3 separate regions of the Homo sapiens genome follow, and regions 2 and 3 are each linked to region 1. The links are chromatin contacts, found by Hi-C or POLR2A ChIA-PET in ENCODE. All regions are on one chromosome and are shown on one strand. Each heading gives the region's core, a stretch centred on a gene start or an enhancer-like site at or near the end of the contact. The rest is flanking DNA. Distances are from core to core; before and after follow the strand shown. Region 1 holds the start of EIF4EBP2 (eukaryotic translation initiation factor 4E binding protein 2). Region 2 overlaps PALD1 (phosphatase domain containing paladin 1). Region 3 overlaps LRRC20 (leucine rich repeat containing 20).

Region 1 (4,290 bases), core at 493-2,992:
TGAACTCCTGGCTTCATGCCATCCTCTTACCTGAGCTTCCCAAATTGCTGAGATTATAGGTGTGAGTTACTGTGCCCCTACTGGACTGATGCACTTTATCAACCACACACTGTAAGCTCTACACAAATGTAAACTAGTATCTTCCCCTTTCCTTCCACTAGAAGTGTCTCTGTTGGCATGTCCAAAGTCTCAGAGTCTTTCAAGGTTAAACTCAGCCCTCTGCAACTCTGGCAGCTTCCAGATGGCAGGACAGGCAGGGGACTTTTTTTTCTGGATTCTTGGGGCACTCACCACAAAATCAGTACCATGTAATGCCCTGGCCTGCCCTGGGCTGTTGTAAGTTCTTTTGTCTATGTTCTTGCCAAGCACCTGTTTGACCCTCTGAGCAGTGAAGCAATAGCTGTTTTCCCCTCAACCTCTCTTACCCTTATTTCTCTCATTTGCAAAATGGGAATGATGGTAGCTATGTTGGCCTTACCCATGAGTGTCTTCCCAGTCCCACCTTGGGCATGTTGTGGGCAGAAGTAGTGCTGCCCTAGTGCAGCGGTTCTCAAAGTGTGATCTGGAGAGCCCCTCGGGGATCTGAGACAACCTTCTTTTCTAACTACATACCTGTGTGAGGCTGGGTTTTCTTCATATAGTTGAATCAACACATTACAACAGCTTGAACACAGAAACAGATATGAGAATACAGCTGTTTTCTATTAAGCCAGATATTAAAGCGTTTGCAAAAATATAAAATAATGCCACTGTTCTCACTATTTGTTTTAGATAATTAAAAAATATAATGTCAACATGTAATAGGTTATTATTTTATGAATTAATAAACATTTAAAACATTCTCAGTTTTAATTTGTTTTTTGTTGTTGTTGTTGTTGTTGTTTTTTAGAGACAGGGCCTCACTCTGTTGCCCAGGCCGGAATGCAGTGGCTATTCACAGGTACAATCCCACTAGTGATCAGCAGCGGCTCAGTTTTAATTTCTAATACAATAATTATCAATACATATAATCCACACAAACAAAAGCTCTTGGAAATCCTCAATAATTTTCAAGAATGTAGAGGTACTGAGACCCAAAGTTTGAGAACCCCTCGAGGAAAGAATAGAGTTCCAGATCTAGATTTTTCAGGTACCTCATGGTCTAAGCCCTCTCCTGTGCCTCATTTTAACTCTAATACAATAATACTCATTCTTGTTGCCATGAGTGGCTCTTGGTTTCTTCCTTTTCCTAATGTTTAGATCTTGCTTTATGTGTGTATATAGTGATGGTCTTTGGAAGGATACACAATTAACTGGTACAGCGGTTGAGGGGAGTTCGGAAACTGGGAGAAAGTGGCACCATAAACCTTTCTGCTCTGTTTGATTTTTAAAATACAGTACATCGTGCATGTAGTGCCTGAATTAATAATGAACAATTAAAAGTAAAATTACATTTTTAATGCATAGGAATGCATGAGAAACTCAAGTCTGCTCAAGTAAAGTGGTGTTAACCGACAATGACAAACAATAAGAAGAAAGTTTTCCTTGTCCGCCTTCACCAGGCTCACAAACACTTAGCTCGCGCTCCCTCTGGCTCTTCTCCCGCTCGCTGGGGTTAAGCCACTCTCTTCCTCAGCCCTGCCCCTCGTCCCCGCCCCCTTCAACAACTTCAGCCACGCCCCTCACTGCCTCGCCCCGCCCCGCGGCGACGTCACCTCCGGCCGACCAGCTTCCCCAACTCCCTCTGGCTCCCGCCTTCGCCCGCTTCCGGTCGTCGTCGTCGCCGCTGCTGCCGCTGCTGTTGCTCCTGAGGCTGCTGGCTGAGGCCGGAGGATCGAGCGGCGGCGGCGGCGGCGGCTGAGAGGGCGGCGGCGGGAGCGGAGCGGGACGAGGGAACGGGAGGAAGCGAGCGAGGAGCGCGCAGAGCGCGCTTTTCCGTCCGCCTGAGGAGCCGAAGCAGCCCCGGCCCCGCCGCCGCCGCCTGCCCGCCGGACAAAGCCGAGAGCCCGCGCCCACAGCCATGTCCTCGTCAGCCGGCAGCGGCCACCAGCCCAGCCAGAGCCGCGCCATCCCCACCCGCACCGTGGCCATCAGCGACGCCGCGCAGCTACCTCATGACTATTGCACCACGCCCGGGGGGACGCTCTTCTCCACCACACCGGGAGGTGAGCGCCGGCCAGCCGTCCGCCGCGCCCGGTGTCCCGCCGCGGTCCTCTAACTCCTCGGCGCCTCGGTGCCCGGCCGCTTCGCCCCCGCCCCCAGCTCCACCGAAGCCCCGGGGACGCTGCCCTTGGGCCCGCCCGAGCGTTCGGGACCCTTTACTTCGTGTTCGCTCTTGCCCGCAGCTCGAGTCGGCGCGCGCCCCACTCGGGAATGTGGCTGTCCTGTCGCGAAAAAGAGCTCTTGTTTCCGCTTCGTGGCAGGCTTACGCATTCGACCCAGTTCTCTCTCTCCTCTCTGCCTCCTTCCCGGGCGGATTTGGCTCCACTTGGCCTTGCATTACAGTCTGCATTGCCTGTCGTAGATTGTGCAAATTAATGCTTGATTTTGGAGCTGGCTCCGGGGCTTTTTAAAAAAGAACTTTGGGAGAGGAATTCGGCCCTGGCATCCTGCGATGGCTTGTTTTTGCTGCTTTTAGAACACCGGGAGGAGGCTGGAATGCGGAGTCTGGAAGCCTCGCCCAGCGTTATCCCGCTTTGACAGCATTGTTTACTTTGCTGGACGAGGCCCCACGGGTGAGGGGAGTCCCCAGGCCGGGAGGAGAGCGTGATAAAATAAAGCTCAAGTAATAGCCAAGGGAAAGTAGGTGGGGGTGGTAGGGTGCTGACAGCCTTAAGGTAGGGTGTCTTTCGGCAGCGACGCCTTTGGAAATGGATTGAAGGACCTTTGTCAAGGACACCCCAGTTGGGTGGGGTGGTTGCTTGATCCTGTGGAAGGGGCTAGAGAGAGGCAATCCAGAGAGAGGGTGGTTCCCTGGCATTGCTTTTCAAAGCATGACCAGGAACTGTTTACAAATAAGTAATACTGGGGTAGAGGTGAAGCTTGGTCACGGGAAGAGAGCTCAAAGGTTGTCTGTGCCCTAACTGGGCTGTCCTCCAGAGGGAGGAGCCTGGAAAGCGATTTTGAGGAGCCTTATTGAAGGGAACGGGGCCTCCTTTTTAACTTCAGAACTTTGTCTTCTTTTGGTGCTGGGGTGGCCTCTTGCTAGAGGGTGGGGACTTCGCAGCTCCTGCGGTCTAGAGGATTGCTAGCCTTGTTCCTGTGGGCAGGGCTCAGGAGCTGTACTACAACCAATCCGATGCAGTTAGGCCTGGACCATCCTTAAATCAGTTGCACAATAGCAAGGCCTGTGGAGTAAGGAGACCTTCTTGCCAACACCAAGGGATAAAATCTAGGAGGGAGCTTTACAGAGAAATTCAGCCAGGCCGCTCTGGGGGCTGGGCGGGCTGCCTTGAAAGGCTTTTTAAATGACCCAGGCAGAAGTTCAGTAATATATATGGAGAGCTGGGTTTAAGGAAATGTTAACTTTGCAGAATAGTGGAGTTCTTAGGTGGCTTAACTCATGGAAGAAATCTCCCCCCGATATGATCAGTTCAAGACCAACTCGTGTTTGAGCATGGTACAGGGTCTCACTCTGTCGCCCAGGCTGGAGTACAGTGGCACGACCTCGGCTCACTGCACTCTCTACTTCCTGGGCTCAAGCGATCCTCCCACCTCAGCCTCCTGAGTAGCTGGACCACAGGCACGTGCCACCACGCCTGGCTAATTTTTTTGTATTTTGGTAGAGTCTGGGTTTCTCCATGTTGCCCAGGCTCGTCCTGGGCTCAAGTTATTCGCCCCGTCAGCCTCCCAAAGTGCTGGGATTACAGGCGTGAGCCACTGCACCCGGCCAAGATCTTGCTTTTTAATCCTGAAAAATTTTGGCAGACCAGAATCTGCTCCATATAAGAGTTGTCTTGAACTTGAACTGATAGCTTTTAAGAAATAGATGCTGTTTTCCGAGGTGATGGAAAGGGATTTATAACTTCTTCCAGAATTCTTTGTGGTATTGCTCAGTAAATGCCTGTGCTTCCAGAAGTTCAGAACACGTCATAGTGACAACTGCACTCAGCTATAATGTATTTGGAAAGGGAACTAAACTTTCAGCTATATATTAATCCCCTGAGGGAAGAGCCACCTAGACACGTTTTTGGCTTATGTCAAATAGTCAAGCTACCATACTTTTAAAAATAAGGGCATAGTCTTTAAGCGTTGCTTCAAAGATAGAAGCCTGTCTCATAGCCTGGATTAGTTCTTAAAGTGCTTGCAAAG
Region 2 (4,290 bases), core at 687-3,186, 110 kb after region 1:
CGTCTCAAAAGAGAAAAAAAAAAGGCATTGAATCCACCGTGAGGACAGAGCCCTCATGGCCTAATCACACCTCTTAAAGGCCTCTTAATACTATTATAATGGCAATTAAATTCCAACATGAGTTTTGGAGGGGCCATTCAAACCATAGCAGTACTGTTAGCCTGTTAGTCACATGGCCCCAGGTCGCTGCAAGGGAGGTGGGGAATGCAGTCTTGGCTCTGGGCAGCTGTGTGCTCAGCTGGCTGTCCCTGCTTCTGGGGGATGAAGGCATTGTGAGATTTTTGATTAAATCTGGGCCATTTCCAGGCTGAAAAGCTGGACCAGAGCTTCAGGGCTTGAGTCTCTCACAGAGAGATTTCCCAATGGGGACATCAGTCCTGCCTTGGGACCAGAAAGCCACATGCTGTAGGCCAGGAAGGGGGAAGCAGGGGCTGAGCCCGAGGGAGAAAGGCTTTAGAGGTGTTAGCAGACAGCTCAGTGGCAGTGGTTAGAATTAGGGAGGCAGCGACCTCTTCTTAGTGTGGTCAGAGCATGCCAAGAAAGTGTGGTCTGTGTCTGGGCTGCTGAGGCCCGAGGGCAAGGGCCAAGCTCATTCATAGGACAGTGGCCAAGAAGCGGGGACTGAAAGGCTTGGGAAAAGTAAGGAAGCTCTGCAGGTTCTGGGACACAAGTGAACACGGTAAGCAGTGGAAGGCCCACCCCAGGACAGGGTTAGACTGGGAGCACTGTCTCCTTGTAGCCCACAAGAGGCCAGGGCAGGGCCCAAGTACAGTGTGGAAGTCCAGCCTGGTGGACTGCAGGGATCCCTGCCCAAGCCCACCCCCTGCTCACCTCCTCCAGTGGCACCTTGTTGTTGCACATTTTTTAATTCATCAAGAGAAGCCGGAGATCTAGATTTTTATTTGAAATTCATTGATTTCAAACTACGGGTGGCTAATTAGAGTGGAAAATACAAAACTATGATGATCATACAGATTGCTCCTGAGACCGACCCCTTTTTGCCTGTGGGCCACAAGCCGTCTCCCTCCAGTGAGGATGAATCCTCTGGGTCCTCAAGGGCAGAACCAGGAGGAATCCATGGAGCACTTCTCATAAGACAGCTTAACACTTTTTTCAGTTTTACTTTTGAAATTTTTTAACCCCCATTTTTTTATTTGGAAAAATTTTAAACCTACAGACAAATTGAAAGAGTTCGCCGGGTGCGGTGGCTTATGCCTGTAATCTCACCACTTTGGGAGGCCGAGGTGGGTGCATCATTTGAGGTTAGGAGTTCGAGACCAGCCTGGCCAACATGGTGAAACCCCATCTCTGCAAAAAAAATAAATAAATAAATAATTAAAAAATTAGCCAGGAGTGGTGGCACATGCCTGTAGTCCCAGCTACTTGGGAGGCTGAGGCAGGAATTGCTTGAATCCGGGAGGCGGAGGTTGCAGTGAGCCGAGATTGCACCACTGCCCTCCAGCCTGGGCGACACAGTGAGAATCCATCTCAAAAGATCAAAAAAAAGGAAGAGTGCAGTAAGTAAACTCCTGTCTGCCAACACCAGGTAAGATTTGTTCCATTTACTTCTCTCTCTAAATCATGAACGTCAGACATCAAGAGGCATTACCCCCAAACGCTTCAGCCTGTATTTCCTAAGAACAAGGGCATTCTCCTTTTAGCCACAATCTGAGGATGTTAACTTATTTATCCAGCATATACTCCATCCTCAAATTTTCCCAGTTGTCCTCAAAATGCTCATTACAGCCTTTCCCTGCTCCCCAATCTGAGATCCCATAGACAGAGCGGCAGAGCAGACCCACTTGGAGGCAGGCAACTAGGGGTGCTGGAAAAGGTCCTGAATTCCAGGAACCTGCAGGCCCGTGATGGCTGGCCCACACCCGGTGACCCAGGGACCGCTGCTGGCTGCGGGGCAGGCTTTGTCATCCCGAGAACCCGCCTGCCAGGTGAGCTGAGAGGGAGGCTTCCCCCTGCTCTCTGAGGGCGGGCAGGGACTTCCCCATCCCTCCACAGCTTCTCTCCACTCAGTGGGCCGACCTGATTTGCATTCCCACACTCTGCTGGCCCTGGGTGCTGGCCTCCATGTGCCACAGTGCCTCTGCGGGCCGTCCGGTCATTCTGTCCACCTTTGCCCACTTCCTGCTGCATGCCCACCTTGACTTGTCATCTCAGTGTGTGGCAGCCATGAGGCCTCCTTCCTGCCAGGACTTGGCGCTTGCTTCAAAGGCTCCCCAGGGATTGCAGGCTGAAGGCTGGAAGTCAGGGCTGCCCCCCGCAGTGGCAGCCCCGCCTGCAGAGCAAAGGACTGCATTTCCACACGTCCTCTAATTTCTGTTTTTAACTTTTAAACTATTTTTTTTCTAGTTTAGAAAAATATAAAAACACTTGAGAAACACATAATTTAGCAGGTGAAGGGTTCCTGTGATCCCAGCCCCCAGACAGCTTTATTTTAACATTTAGATTGGACTCTTCCTAGTTTTAAAGAGAAAGAGGCTGAGGGGCAGAGGTCATGAAGGATGGGTCTGTGGGACCCCCAAGAGATGAAGGAGTCGGGGCCAGGAGCCTCTGCCTCCATGAAGCCTGTCACCTGGGAGGTTCATGTCTTTGACTTTGCTCAGCCGTCACCTCTTCTGTAAACTGGGGATCCTAATTCTCGGCTCTCTTGAGGGCTGTAGCAAAGACACAAAAATCCTACCAGACTGTACAAGTGGAATTATTGTCAGGGGAACACGCGCTGCAGTGGGCAGAGTGCGCCTGGGCAGAGGGCCAGGGTTAAGGACACGGGGCCGGAGGAGCATGGGGTGCTTTGAGGTGGGTGGGGTGAGGGTTCTCTGGGTGAAGAGTTGTGACCTTTGCCCAACTTGGAAACTTATACAAATAACTAAACTTAAAAAGAAAATGTTCCTAGGGTAATCATGTTCATTGTAAGATGTTTAGAAGCGATGGATGAGCAAAACAGAAGAAAATAAATATCACCCTGCAGCTCACTACTCAGGAATAAGTACCATTGCTGTTGAAGTAGATGGCCCCCAGTCTTTGGTGCCTACTTGTTGAGAACCAGCCTTGGCCCATCATCAGTAACCAGACAGGGTGGGGAGGTAAAGTGATGGAGAGACTCTGCCCTGCCCTCTTGGATCAGATTCAAAAGGGAAGGAGATAGGTCAGTCAGGTGCTAGTGGCCCAAAGCTGGTGGGGGCAGAGGGTTGGAGAGAACTGGGCTGACTCAGGCTGGGCACCTGTTCTTCCAGGGGTGGAGGACTTGTGCGAGGGCCCAGAACAGAGCTGGGGCCTCCTGGTTCTTGAGGAAGGCCAAGAGCAGATGGGAACCTATCCCGAATGGCTTACCAGACAAAGCAGAATGAGGAGAGTGATGTGATGATCGTGGTTGTTAAGGAGGGTGGCTGCTGTGGCCCAGCCCAGCCTGGCTCTGCCCTGCTGGCTGCCTTGGTTGAGAGCCAGGGACTGCTGGCCATTCACAGATGGCGCCTGGGCGAGGCCCCTGGTTCTAGTCCTGGTCCTGAAGGTTCACGTCTGTGGCAGCTGGCAGTTGCTGGGAGTTCAGTGCAGGGTCAGCCATGGTGTGGGGGGATGAGGTCAGGGCAGATGAGGAGTTGGAGCCCTCGCTGTGCTGTGTGTCGGGCCATCCAGGTGTTGCTCTGCACACATTCACTGATTTCATCTTTATACGGTCCAGCAGGGGAGGTACCGGTGGTCCTCAGTTTACAGTTGGGGAAACAGTTTGGGGAAATCAAGCCATGAACCCAAGATAATGTGACTAATGCATGATAGAAGTGGGGTTCAGCTGGTGTCCTGCCCAGAGCCCACGATTCACAGAGCCTAAGCCCTGTGTCCCCAGCCAGGGGTCAGGATGTGAAGAGTTGCCACTCCTGCAAGCCCTCGCTTTTCTTTTTGTTCAATGGGAATGAAAACACCAACTTTCTGGGGCTTTTGCATGCCTCTAACAGATATTTATTAAACTCTTACCTGCCACAGGCACTGGGCTCAGCCCTGAGTACCCTGAGCTGAGCAAGAGGTGTCCTCAGGGTCACAGAGGACTTAAGACTCAGAGCAGTGCCACCCAGTAGAAATCTCACAGGAGCCACGTGTGGCACTTTATTTTTATTTTTTTGAGATGGAGTCTCGTTCTGTTGCCCAGGCTGGAGTGCAGTGGTGCGATCTCAGCTCATTGCAACCTCTGCCTTCTGGGTTCCAGCGATCCTCCTGCCTCAGCCTCCCGAATAGCTGGGACTACAGGCGTGCAACCACCACGCCTGGCTAATTTTTGTATTT
Region 3 (4,290 bases), core at 1,077-3,576, 80 kb before region 1:
TGTTCTTGCTCAGTTACTGCCCCATTTGGATGAGCAGCAGAAGGAAGTGGAGGCATCTTGAGGGGCCACAATGAACAGAGACGGGAGACGAAGGACCCAGGCAAGAAGGGCCTGGCCAGGAATGCAGGGGGCAAAGGGCTCAAAAGCAAGCCCCTGGGATTAGCAGGACAGCACGGGAGGGAGAGCCGCGCAGGCCAAGGCACTTCTGGGCAGGCTCCTTCTGCTCTGGGCAGGCTCCTTCTGCTTAGAGAATACTCAGAGGCCCCAGTGACCCAGGAGCCAATCCAGGTGCAAGCTGTTTGAGGACTCTGGTCTTGGGAGCATAAGACTGAACCACAGCCCACCCCCAGGGGCTTCCCAGAGGCCAGGCAAGAGACGTCTATCCTGGGCACAGGGCTGTTGTGGAATCACATATTCCTATCCTGGCACCGCGGCAGTCTCACTGTGCAACCCGATGCACTCTCATGATGTGTTTGGGCCTCGTTTGATTCATCTGTCCAAGGAAAGACTCAGAACCTCAAAGGTCAGCTGGTCCCACCTCCCACCCAGCCAGGGTCAGAGTCCTGCCTGTGGCACCGCTGACAGATGGGCACTCGCACCACAGGAGGCAGGCCATTCCCCATCAGATGGGCCCAAACTGCTAGGACTCATCTGATGGGGAATGGCCTGCCTCATGTTGCTTTTAATCAAATGGCATAATGGCTATAAAAGGGCTTAAGAAAATGAAAGCATGACTGAAGGGGGTTATTATGAACATCATTGGCATTAGAACAGCATTTCCACATCAGAGGCCATGTGAGAGAGGATGAACTGGGGCTGAGCCACTGAAGGAGGGTGCTGCGGAGGGGAGGGCACACAGAGACCCCACCCAGTGCCCAGGTTGTCTGGGCAGGTTAGACCACTAGCTGGAGTTGAGGCTCGGCTCTCTGAGGTCCTGATGAGACAGGAGACACATAATCGCTGCAAGAGGAAGGAGAGACCGCTTCCTGACCTCAGCAGAACCCAACCTCCTGGGGTTTGCTGTTTGCAGAAGGCACCTATCAGACCCCTGGTTCCCTGGTGGTGAGGGCCCTGGCAGGCTGGGCTGACAGGGAGCAGCGTGTTTGTTCTGGAAGGCATAGAGAGGCTGTGCTGAACATGGCTGTCTAGTGGGCCCTGCTCACTCCTGTGAAGAGGTCTCTGTGAAGCCAGGGGACTCAGGGAGGAAAAAGTACACAGAGGGCCAGAGCCGAAGGGTCTGAGACCGCCTAGGCTGGTAGGTGAGAACTGGAGAGGGAGAGCTTGTGGCCTACAGTGGCCTGGCTAGTTCAGAGCTGCACTGTGGTGAAAGCCAAGGCCGTCTACCTGCCAGGGAAAGCAAGTGTCCCACCCAGCACCCGGTAGGCAACAGGGCCTCAAAATGTCTACCTTCCCAGGCCCCATGTCCTTTGCTCAGGCATCTCAGACAGAAAGCCCAAGCTTCTCCTCCCACCTGTGAAGGTCGACTCCAGAGTCCTGTGGCCCATGAGCGCCTCGTGCAGCAGCCCAGGGCCAGGTGGGCCAGGCCCACTCACCTACGATCTCGTTCTCCTCCAGGTTGATGGTCTCCAGCGCCGGCAGGGCGGTAAGCTGCTCAGGGAAGTCCTGGAACTGGTTCCGGGACAGGTCAATGGCCTTGAGGTGCTGCAGGGCACTGACCTCGCTGGGGAGGCGGTGTAGGAAGTTCCCCTCCAGGTGGAGCTCTGCCACGTGCAGGGAAGGAGAGAGAACAGGATGAGGAGGGGGCCACCCCGAGACCACAGTGACTGCCCGCTGTGGCTCTCACCCTGCCTGGGCCAGGAAGGCACAGAGGAAGCCCTAGGCCACAGAGGGAGCCCCGCACAGGGCTGATTCCATGTTTATTTGTGCTAGAGGAGGGGTCACCCTCCTACCGCTGCCCGGGGCCTGCCACCTGTCACTCCAGCTGAGGCTGCCTGCTGCTGACTTTGGAATGGAAGGCTCTCCCAGCAGAAGCCTGGGCCTCAGCGAGGGGTCAGGAGGTGCTGGCTCCTCCCTCAGACAAAGCCTCAACTCCGGGCCCTGACGGGGCAGGTCAGGATGGGCGGCCTCTCCCCCTCGGGGCTCCCCACACTCCATTTAGGGGACACCACTCTCCATGGCCCTCCCTGCTCAAGGAGCCACCAGGGGCAGCCACATTCTTTCAGTGTCATGTGCCCCTTCTCCCCTGGCCAACCACAGCTGACCCAATGTGGGTGGGTTCCTGCTCCGAGAGCAGCTGCTCTGAAAGCTGGCCAGCGACCTGTGCAGGGACCTGTGTGGGAAGGCAGCTGGGCCGGGGGAGTCCCTCTGCTGGGAACCCGGCTGAGGCAGTACCAAGAGATGGGGCCAGATATAGTGTGGGCTGAAGCTGAATCTAGTGAGAGAAGCCGGGCGCCCACAGGGCCCTGTGCAGGGAGGAGAGCTGGGGGGCAGGAAGCAAGGGCAGCAGGTGGTGGAGGAGCACAGCCCAGGGCTGATGGGAGGAGGAACTGGAGTCCCCATGCTTGGGTACACACCAGCCGTGCCCCTACTTTCACTGTTCTTCCTTAGGACGTTATTTAATCCCCGCAGAAAGGACATCGTCTCACCTGTAGCAAGGAGCTAACATCATAATGCCTGTCTCTAGGGCTGTGAGAGGATTAAGTCTGTGAACACAGGTGAAGCAGCATGACAGGGAGAGGTAGAGGTGAGGCCCCAGGGGCTGTCCAGTCCCCATCCAGGTGTGGCCTTACAGTGAGTCTCTCCCCACCCTGTCTGACCCGAGGGAAACTGAGGCCCAGAAATGCTGAGTAACCTGAAGAATGTCCCCCAGTTCTTCTCCCAGGGCTGGCTTTGTGGGCATGGGGCCAGTGTATTCACATGAGGTCTCATGATCAGAAGGGCCCCGCACTTGGGGTGGAATGCCTTGTATGGCCATCTTGAAAGTCTTAATAATTTTATCCTTGAATCTGAGTTTTGTCAGTGGAGCTGGGTCATGGAGTCTGAGCTCACACATGATCCGATCTCCTACTGCCTTCCCAGGATAGCGGCCTGCTCTCCCGCCTGGCCTCCCCCTCCCATCCCTGTTCTGCAATGATACTGCACCCTCCACCTCGGCAGGGAGGGTCAGAATCAGGCTTGTGTTCCATGTGTCTCAGGGTGGAGCACGCAGGCAACAGCTCTCCCTCACCCTCACCCAGGGCCACTGGGGCTTAGCAGGAGTGAGCCTCTTACCCACCCCTGAGCTAGGCACTGAGCAGGTCCTGACGAACAGGTTTAAAGAGCCTTGGAGTTGCCTGCCTGCCAAGGCTGAGGGTGGTGGACTCTTAGGCAGGGAAGACCTGGCTCAGCTTCCTCAGATCACCCCAGGCCAGGGTGGAAGGCAGTCAGTCCAGCATCTGGTAAGGGCAGAAACCTAGCAGCTGTCAGGCCTGAGGGTGGTTGCGTGGGTGCCCTGCACTGTGGACGGGGCCCCCGGGCCCTCTGAGTCTGTCCTTCCTCCCTTCTGCCTTCCAACCTTTCTGAGTCTGGTTTGAGTTTGTCCTTCTGGCCTACTCCAGGCACCTCCCGAGAAAATAAGCCACAAAATATGAATTTCATGATTCTACACATGATTTTAATGCTCTCATAATTGCACTTAAAACTGGCATTCCACAACATAAAGATAAATGGTAAAATTCATGCTCAATTTTGATCTTTCCTTACTTAGAACAACATGAAATAGTAAATGAAAGGCACCATGACATGCTGAGAGAGGCTGTAAAAGAAAGGGAAAATCTTCCTATGTAACTTTTAGAAAAATGACCCCTAATTTCTGGAGTCATTTCTCTCTGTGCCCCACCAATTTTGCAGCTGGCCCTGCCCCTCCCTCAGTGCTCCATGCCTGCTCTTCCACAGCCCCACAATGCAGCTGCTCTGAGGTCCCCACAGCCCCTCCCAGGTATCCCTACAGTGAAAACTGACCCCTGCCCCCTTCCCAGCGCCTCTGTGTACACACACACACACACACACACACACACACACACACGCACGCGCCTGGGTACCAGCCCCACTGCAAATGCCCTGCTCCAGCACACTGGGGTTCTTGGGAGGAACTACATCTGATTCATCTTTGTCCCTACATCCAGCCTCTTGCAGGCACCTTGTGTCACTCAGAAAATATGTGATAAATAATGACTCTTCTCCCCTCAGGAGGCAGACAGTGCAGGGGGCCTGGACTGCCTTCCATTTTTCCATCTTCAGGGACGTCGGAACCCAAGGTTCCATCAACAGGTCCAGTGCTCGCTTCACGCA

The links. A loop is a pair of places that touch in the nucleus more often than their neighbours do. ChIA-PET counts read pairs that join two places held with the same protein, here RNA polymerase II (POLR2A). Pooled maps may share reads with other maps.
Region 2: a loop to region 1 is called in a pooled map, with 2.7 times the contacts of the local background. The contact joins the enhancer-like site here to the promoter of EIF4EBP2 in region 1. A Hi-C loop is called at or near these places in 1 of 168 maps with a recorded cell type or tissue (heart right ventricle) and 3 of 50 pooled maps. POLR2A ChIA-PET finds 5 or more read pairs at or near these places in 4 of 52 experiments (HEK293, Panc1, WTC11 and 1 more).
Region 3: a loop to region 1 is called in a pooled map, with 2.2 times the contacts of the local background. The contact joins the enhancer-like site here to the promoter of EIF4EBP2 in region 1. A Hi-C loop is called at or near these places in 3 of 50 pooled maps. POLR2A ChIA-PET finds 5 or more read pairs at or near these places in 6 of 52 experiments (A673, H1, HepG2 and 3 more).

Annotation. Positions count from the first base shown.
Region 1 is chr10:70,402,403-70,406,692 of GRCh38, forward strand. It overlaps EIF4EBP2 (eukaryotic translation initiation factor 4E binding protein 2), which reads left to right and starts at 1,743. Exons shown (of 3, transcript NM_004096.5): 1 at 1,743-2,144. The coding sequence starts at 2,000. RefSeq lists silencers at 1,615-1,804, 1,835-2,044.
Region 2 is chr10:70,512,020-70,516,309 of GRCh38, forward strand. All of the region lies in intron 1 of PALD1 (phosphatase domain containing paladin 1), which reads left to right. Among named protein-coding and RNA genes, the nearest start is that of PALD1, 35 kb to the left of the region's middle. RefSeq lists enhancers at 1,422-1,957, 1,826-1,875, 1,958-2,492. Within about 2 kb of position 1,937, at least 4 of the 41 ENCODE cell types and tissues checked have a DNase peak (open chromatin) inside an H3K27ac peak, as active enhancers do.
Region 3 is chr10:70,322,310-70,326,599 of GRCh38, forward strand. It overlaps LRRC20 (leucine rich repeat containing 20), which reads right to left. Exons shown (of 5, transcript NM_001278212.2): 4 at 1,554-1,721. Among named protein-coding and RNA genes, the nearest start is that of NPFFR1, 40 kb to the left of the region's middle. RefSeq lists a silencer at 2,120-2,219. Within about 2 kb of position 2,327, at least 9 of the 41 ENCODE cell types and tissues checked have a DNase peak (open chromatin) inside an H3K27ac peak, as active enhancers do; they include OCI-LY7, where a contact is called at or near this core.